2 separate regions of the Homo sapiens genome follow, and region 1 is linked to region 2. Evidence: chromatin loops called from intact Hi-C (ENCODE). Cell type or tissue: Caco-2. All regions are shown on one strand. Links, peaks and the distances in the headings refer to the core of each region. The heading gives the core; the rest is flanking DNA. Region 1 has its middle 80 kb from the start of MARCKS. Region 2 has its middle 44 kb from the start of LINC02541.

Region 1 (4,400 bases), core at 233-4,232, 83 kb after region 2:
TAATATTAGTACTAACCTCACAACGTTGTGAGCCTTAAATGGGATAATACATATGAACAACATGTGATGAACCATATGACACATCATAAACTCTTCATAAGTGCTCATGGTTATAGTAATAATAATTGTAATTACTATTATTATTATGTCCTGATCCACAAAACAAGTAATTGCAGAAACTGTTTGTACCTTAGGTGTGATAGAATGAGCACTGTCTGTAAAGTCAGGAGATATTTTGTCTAGAACCCGTGTGATGATAGCAAACCTCACTTTTCTGCATGTCATTTTCTTCATTTTTATGTTTTAGAGATGAGGTCTCTCTCTATCACCCAGGCTGGAGTGCGGTGGGTACACTTCATCATAGCTCACTGCAGCCTTGAATTCCTGGCCTCAGCCTTAAGCCTCCTGAGTAGCTGGTACTACAGCATGAGCTGTGATGCCTGGCCCTGTGTGTCATTTTCTTTTCTTTTCTTTTCTTTTTTTTTTTTTTTTTTTTTGAGACAGAGTCTTGCTCTGTCACCCAGGCTGGAGTACAGTGGTGCGATCTCCACTCACTGCAACCTCCGTCTCCCAGGTTCAAGCTATTCTCCTGTCTCAGCCTCTGGATTAGCTGGGATTACAGGCACCCACCACCAAGTCTGGATAATTTTTTGTATTTTTAATGGAGTCGGGGTTTCACCATGTTGGCCAGGCTGGTCTCGAACTCCTGACCTCAGGTGACCTGCCCGCCTCAGCCTCCCAAAGTGCTGGGATTACAGGCGTGAGCCACCGTGCCCGGCCCTGTGTGTCATTTTCTTTATCCAATTTAATTAGTTAATTTCTAGAATCACTTCCTTAAACACCTAAGATTTTTTTCTTTTGTCTAAATAAATGAAAGGTCATCATATGGTAGAAGAATTTAACTTAAGAATTCCAAATAGAAATATTTAGTTCATCAGTCTGGATATAAATTTGTGGGGAAAGAAAAAAGTCAAAAAATAACTTAAAGTTGCAAAAGTTTATCAATGATGGACAGAATGCTTTATTAAAGGACATCAGTTGCACTATTAAAAATAATCTAGAGCCAGCGTGGTGGCTCAAGCCTGTAATTCCAGCACTTTGGGAGGCCAAGGTGGGCAGATCACTTGAGGTCAGGAGTTCAAACCAGCCTGGCCAACATGGTGAAACCCTGTCTCTACTAGAAATACAAAAATTAGCCAGGCATGGTGGCACACATCTGTAATCCCAGCTACTCAGGAAGCTGAGGCAGAAGAATTGCTTGAACCTGGGAGGTGGAGGTTGCGGTGAGCTGTGATCATGCCATTGCACTCCAGTCTAGGCAACAGAGCGAGACTCTGTCTCTAATAATAATAATAATAATAATAATAATAATTTAGTATAATGAAGATTTCTTTGCTGTCAGACAGATTTAGGTTTGAATTCCAGTTCTACTATTTCTTGATCACCCTGGATAAACTATGTAACCATCTTTTTCTCATCTGTAAAATGAAGATAATAGTGAATTTTTCCTAAAGTTATGGTAAAACTAAAATACAAACATGTATTAAAATAATTTGGCATAATGATTGGCAAATTAAGGCACAAAAATAATAAAGAGCATTGTAAATATTCTTGTACCTTTTTTGACAATTTTTTAAAAATTGGTAGCAACCGAGGCAACATATTTATTTCTTGAAGAATTTACAGTTGACCTTGAGTGAGTTATGTAATCTCTTTGACCCTTGATTTTGTTATGTATAGAATGGAAAAAGTAGTGCTGCCCAGAATATTGTGGGAATAAAATAAGTCATGAAAGAGGTCCAAGAATAATGCCTGCCCAAAATAGAGGTTGCTTTATAAGGTAGTTGTGAATGTAATTTACCACACTTAACAAAAACATTATTTACATTTAACTATTTGAAGGTATAAATATTTACCCATTCTTTAAAATAATCAAATGAACATTGTTGTTCAGAGTTTTCTCTGTTGTTTTAGGGAACAATGGAGTAAGAGAATAAGCAGAGGATTATGAGAAGTGTTGGAAGATAGCTCTGAGTAGAGTGATGCTGAGCTTAATCTACTTTCCATGATGAGGTCATTTGCACAATAGAGAAAGCATCCATTTGTTTGTAAAGTGATCAGATTGTAAGCACCAGGCATTGTTTGTTGAAATATTTCCTTTCACTTGTAGATCTCCAGTCTTTTCTACGCAGCTTGACAAGTGAAGTGGAATGCCAACAATCTCCTCTCAACAAGCTCAGAAGATAAAGCAGAGAAGAAAAGAATGTACTTAAAGACGTGGTTCAGGACTTCACACAAATGACACCCACTTAGAAAACACAAACAAACTTTAGCCTTAGCAGAGTCAGGACCAGCCTGAGATCTTTCTGCAGTGAAATTGGGATCGATCTCAGGTTGAAGCCTAGTATATTAATCATGATCGGTTGCCTCAATTCACCTAGAAACATACATAAGTTATCTGCTAATGGCTCTACCTAGGTAATTGTTCACAGATCTTCAAATAGTTTTCCAAGAGCACCAAGTACATCAAAACCTAAAGTGTGTAAGCATGCAATAGAAAAAGGGTAATCAGTAAGATTGTTAGATGTTACTTACACTTACTTGGTATAAAATTGTGATGGCTTCCCACGAACTTCTATGCTGATACTGGCATTGGAAAACAGCTAGATAACTTTTTCAGCCACTAAATTCTGATAATCATTGCCTGCCATTATCCAAATCCTTATCTTCTTGGCCTTTGCTCTCCCTTTCCCTGTATTAGGCAAGCGAAGAGATTGAAGACAGCAAAGTGCATTGGAAAGAATCCACAAATGCCTTGTGGCCTGGGACATCTCACAAAAAGCTAATTTGAAAAATGAGCGTAATTCTTACTTCATAAGAATTAATGGAGGCCGGGTGCAGTGGCTCATGCCTGTAATCCCAGTACTTTGGGAGGCTGAAGTGTGTGGCTCACCTGGGGTCAGGAGTTCAAGACTAGCTTGGCCAACATGGTGAAACTCTGTCTCTACTAAAAATACAAAAATTAGCCAGTTGTGGCGGCAGGCATCTGTAATCTCAGCTACTCAGGAGACTGAGGCAGGAGAATTGCTTGAACCCAGAAGACGGAGATTGCAGTGAGCCGAGATCATGCTACTGTACTCCAGCTGCCTGGGTGACAGAGCGAGACCCCGTCTCAAAAAAAAAAAAAAAAAAAAAAAAAGAGAATTCATTGAGTTAGTTCATGTAAAGTTCTTGGAGTAAGACCTAGCACATGACAGGTGCTATTAAAATTACAGAATCACATATCCCAGTTTGTCTAAGCTCGTCTCAATTTATGCTTGTTTTCCAGCTTCTCAGTTAGTTTGGTATTTGTCATTCTCAAGGGGTCCTGATTTGAATGATTGATAATTTATGTGCTCAACCTGTGTGAATGTGGTAAAGCTACTATTATTGTTGTTATTAATAAATTGTAGGGCCAGGCGTGGTAGCTCACGTCTGTAATCCCAGCACGTTAGGAGGCTGAGGAGGATGGGTCACCTGAGGTCAGGAGTTTGAGACCAGCCTGGCCAACATGGCCAAACCCTGTCACTACTAAAAATACAAAACTTAGCTGGGCATTGTGGTGGGTGCCTGTAATCCCAGCTACTCGGGAGGCTGAGGCAGGAGAATCACTTGAACCCAGGAGGCAGACGGAGGTTGCAGTGAGCTGAGATCACGCCACTGCACTCCAGCCTGGGCGACAAGAGTGAAACTCTGTCTCAAAAATAAATAAATACATACAGAAATAGTAAACATGTATGTCTAGTAGTTTTGTGGAATCTTGCTTATAAATGCACATTACATGTTGAGCTATTAATACGTGCTACCATGTCCTAGAGTCAGAAAAGTGTAATAAAAAAGCTAATTCTTGGACATTTACTTGCTGTGTGATTTGATAAAAGTTACCTACCCTTTCTCAAACCCAAATCCTGTGCAGTAAAGCCAGATAATATATAGCCAGTGACCTATTGGTTGTAAGAATCTAGTGATATATAATGTATGTGAAAATGTTTTGTAATTTATAGCACTTGATATAAATGAAACAAATTCTTAAACTAAAATTCAACTTAAGGTATTATGTTTCGATAAATACCATATTTACCTGGCTTAATACTTCCACAAATATTCTATGTACCTAATGTTTCAGATATATTACTGGATTTACAATATTCATTTAGAAAAAAAGCATCACACGATGCAGTGGTGCAAGCCTGTAGTCAGTCCCAGCTACTTGGAAGGCTGAAGTGGAAGGATCACTTGAGCCTAGGAGCTCAAGGTCAGCTAGGCAAGATAGTAACTTCTGTCTCAAATAAATAAATTAAATAAATAAGCATCAAGGGGTCAAAATGAACCGCTTGCCCAACCATGCACTAAGAACTCTA
Region 2 (4,400 bases), core at 165-4,164:
CTGGCTGTAGCTGCCATTTCTGAGTTCTTAGTGTGTATTGGTCATTTTTTATATCACTCTTCTCAATTGCCCTGTGAGATAGGCATTATTACCCCTCTTTTGCAGATAAGGAGACTGAGGGTCAAAGAAGGTAAATAACTTGCCCAAATTCACACAGCTTGTTCTGGTAGAACCGAAATTCAAATCAAGTTTTCAGTGACTCCAAAGTCCAAGCTCTTTCCATTTGGGGCACCTACCTCCCAGGTTCTAAAAGCAGGGGAAGGCGGGCAGGTGTGGTGGCATACGTCTATAGTCTCAGCTACTTGGGAGGCTGAGGGCTGAGGTGAGAGTATAACTTGCGCCCAGAAGTTTGAGACTGTGCTGAGCTATGATCATACCACTGCACTCCATCTTAGATGACAGAGTGAGTTTGTAAATAAATAAATAAATAAAAATAAATAAAAGCAGGGCAAAGGCATTATTTGGCTTCTTGGTTGCCATGTTTATCCAGTGACAGGCCTGCAGCAAAGTTTTAAATGGAAAGGACCTAGAAGGAATAAGATTCCTCAGAAGGACACAGGTCAATGAAGGTTATGATTAAAGTGGCTGCAGAAGTCACCTGGAAGAGGAAAATTCAAGAGTTAACACAAACAGTCATTACATTTTGTTAACAATAATTCTATAATTTCTAAGTCTAAAAACAGGCTCACAAGATATATAGTACATAATTTGCCCCCAGGAATTGTAGCAGTAAGTATACTTCATTTAAAAATAATTACACAACATGACAATTGGACGTAGAGAAATAATGCTCAGCATGGAAAAGAGGACAAAAGAAAATCAACTCGGAGAAGATCTGAGTAACCTATAAACAAAAGTGGAAGTCACTACGGTAGGGAAAAAAAGTTGCTGCTGGATGATCTAAATAAGTATTAAATAAAGACTGAGAGGCGGGAGGATCACTTGAGGCCAGGAGTTCAAGACCAGCCTGGGCAACCTATTTAGACCCCATCTCTAAAATAAAATAAAAATAAAGACTGATGTCTATAAGTAATTAAAAAGACCATCTGAGAAGCTGAATGAGTTGGTTGGTTAGGCAAACCTAGCTTACAAATCCTTGAGGTCCATCTGCTCAGTTTTAGCTGCCAACACACTCTTTCCAGGCCTCTCTATGCTGTTCTACCCAACAGAACACAGAAGACCTTGCTGCTGTTGAGGAACTTCTTGTCTTGCAGAGCCTGTTAGCACCTCCTTGCCCCATGACTCCCAAGCCCACTGAGAGTGTTTCCTACAAGTAGAAGAATGTCTTCATTCAACTGACTTTTATGAGCAGCTTCTATGTTTTCACTACTGTGCTAGTGTCCTGACAGGGTGTATAATTTGTAGGGCCCAGTGCAAATGAAAATGCAGAATCCCTTTGTCCAAAAATTATTAAGAATTTCAAAATGGCTACAACAGAGCATTCAACCAAATACAGGGCCCTTGCAAGTATAGGGTTCTGTGTGACTGCACAGGTTCTATATCTAACTATGAAGCCAGCCTTGCATAGGCTCTGTCCTCAAAGTTCTCCCAGCCTACTTTTTGCTAGTATGTATTGTCTCATAGACCCTAATCCCAGGGTCCTTCTTGCACTGTACTTACAGCTACAGCCATGATCCTTGCCTGGATTTGTGGCTAGCCTTAGATTCCACCCCTTGAGATCTTTGAGATTCCTACGCTTCTCTTTGTCAACACTGCCAATACTCCATTTCCAAACATCATCATTTCTTCCTAGATAACTATAACAGCCTTCTCTTTAGTCTCACCCTCTAATCCATTATCTATATTGCCTGTCAAGAGAATCTTTAAGGAGCCAAATCTGATTGTGTCACTCCCCTGCTTAAATTCCTACAAAGGCTTGCTATTGGCTGTCCAATGAAATCCAGTCCAATGAAATGCGATACTGCTTTCAAGGCAGTGTGTGACCTAGCCCAGGTGACTCTTACAGGAATAATTCTTACCCCACCCACCCCAACACCCCTTCATGAACCAGCCTCACTGTTCACTTTTCATGACACTTGGCAATCTTTTTTCTCCATTTTCTGCTTAGACATTATCTCCTCTAGAAGGCCTATTTTGACACTCTCTCTTATCCTAGTCTCCATAAGAGGACCCTATTATGTGTCCCCATTGTCCTTGTCACGAAGGGTTTTTTTTTGTCTATTTATTTATCTGCATCACATGTTTACAATAAAACAACAAAGACAGAAAGCATGTCTCAGTCACCTTTGACCATGAATATGTAGCCTGACTCGTGATTCATGAGGCACTCAAATATTGTTAAATAAATGAAGACTCATACATCAAAAGGAGTTACTGATATTTTCACAGGTGCTTGTGTTTATTTAAAGGCTTCCTAACCCATTGTGAGCTCCTTAGGGCCCAAGGTTGAACTTGGATATTCCTTCCAAATCCTGACTCTGTGCCTGGCATATAGACAACAGTTGCCTCCTAAGAATTCCAGAATGAGCTGGGCGTGGTGACTCATGCCTGTAATCCCAGCACTTTGGGAGGCCACCACTTAACATACAACCACATTTCTTAAAATCTTGTGAAAATGTCATTCACTAGAAAGGAAAAAGTAAAAGAGGAAAAAAAAAAAAAAACAGTAAATTTAGTGAGCTCTCATGAACCCAAAAAACTTCACTTATGAGCCATTGTGCCATCTGATCTCAGTTTCAACTCCAGGCCTTGTTGGCCTGTCTACAACAGAGCCACCAGCAATGTCAGTTCAGGTGGTATCTGTCAAATCAGCAATTCATGTGTATGTTCTTAACCTACTAGTTTGAGTATTTCTCTCATGACTGGATTACATCCTCTAAAACATTTTTCTTCTAAATTGTTGACTTTCCAAAGAAACTTGCAGTTTCAAAGAAACTTCCAAATACTAAACTCCTTTGGAAAAATCACTTAACAATATAGAGTTTGTTCATTCATTTATTTAAGAACTATTGACTAGGTATGTGTTATGTGAGCAGCCCTGTGATAGAAGATAAGAAAAAAGTAATGAACAAGACAGATGCTTTCTTTACTAGGAGAATGAAAACTTTAAATAAGGGCTACAAAAAAAAAAAAAAAAGGCTGGGCACGGTGGTTCACACCTGTAATCCCAGCACTTCAGGAGGCTAAGGCGGGCAGATCATGAGGTCAAGAGATCAAAACCATCCTGGCCAACATGGTGAAACCCCGTCTCTACTAAAAATACAAAAATTAGCTGGGCGTGGTGGCATGCGCCTGTAGTCACAGCTACTCTGGAGGCTGAGGCAGGAGATTCGCTTGAACCCAGGAGGCAGAGGTTGCACTGAGCCGAGATCATGCCCCTGCACTCCAGCCTGGTGACAGCCTAATCCCTTCAACACAGATTTCTGTGGGCCTTGCAAGACTCCGTCTCAAAAAAAAATAAAAATAAAAATAAATAAATAAAAAATAAACATTATTACCATGGTTTTCAACAGCCAAGCTCCAACTTTCACAAGAAGATAAAGAGGTGGTTTTCATAACAGACTTTTACCACTGAAACAATGTGGTTATTAAGGAAGAAAACGCAGCAACTGAAGTTGAAGGCATGTCAGTTGTTGGAATGTCCTAACCGAAGATTATGAAAGAATACATAGCAGCTTGTAAATGGCAATAGCTGTATCCAGAGTCATTGCAAAATGTCTGGGTAAAGAGAGTTTTATGTTAGTTTTCCAAATACTTTCATATATTTCCTCCTCATTTAATTCTTACAGCCACCCTGAGAGATACATATGGCAAACATTGTAATACCCATTTAGAGTTTGGGAAACTACAGGGGTTAATGACTTGCTTTTTTTCACTTTATAAATTGCTGGCAGAAAAAGAATTAGAATCTGCATCTCTAGCCCCTTGCTCTGGACTTTAGATCAACAGAGAAACTAATTAGGTGACCTCTGCAGGGCTTGGTTTAAGAATACAGCACAGTTTTCTCCTGTGCCATGACCCTGGCTCATATGTCTTTTACAAAACTGTGGAAAACGCAGCTAGGCAAATGCCACTAGTGTGTTTATCCACAATCAATGATCTCTTCCAATTATTTGTTTTTTTTGTTTGTGTTTAATAATTCTAATTACTGCTGTTAGAGAATATGGTTTTATTCTGGACACAGTTTTATAAATTTATTGAAGAACATCTGTGATCTCTTTGGGAGTATTTATGATTCCCAACGTTATGCATGATTCTTTTATTATGAATGCTTGTCTAGGTTTCCATGTCATTAAAGAAGTTTAAAGACCTCTCTCTTCACTGACCAAGCTACAAACAAGAATTCCCAAATATATATGATAAAGCAGATTTTTTTACTTCCCTCAGAAGCAGAGCATGCTGCCAACATGGGCCACAATTTTTCATTCTGGAAATTTTTT

Evidence for each region. A loop is a pair of places that touch in the nucleus more often than their neighbours do. Peaks named below come from ENCODE experiments on the same cell type or tissue, not always from the same donor. Only the 100,000 strongest peaks of a DNase experiment are listed, where the experiment ranks them.
Region 1: a loop joins it to region 2, with 2.2 times the contacts of the local background. A loop is called at or near these places in 4 of 110 quality-filtered maps.

Annotation. Positions count from the first base shown.
Region 1 is chr6:113,775,038-113,779,437 of GRCh38, forward strand. No RefSeq gene overlaps it. Among named protein-coding and RNA genes, the nearest start is that of MARCKS, 80 kb to the right of the region's middle. RefSeq lists enhancers at 1,605-2,240, 2,241-2,874. In Caco-2, for the core only: no CTCF peak of the experiment used is centred there; no DNase peak of the experiment used is centred there.
Region 2 is chr6:113,692,115-113,696,514 of GRCh38, forward strand. No RefSeq gene overlaps it. Among named protein-coding and RNA genes, the nearest start is that of LINC02541, 44 kb to the left of the region's middle. In Caco-2, for the core only: no CTCF peak of the experiment used is centred there; a DNase peak (open chromatin) is centred at 1,927.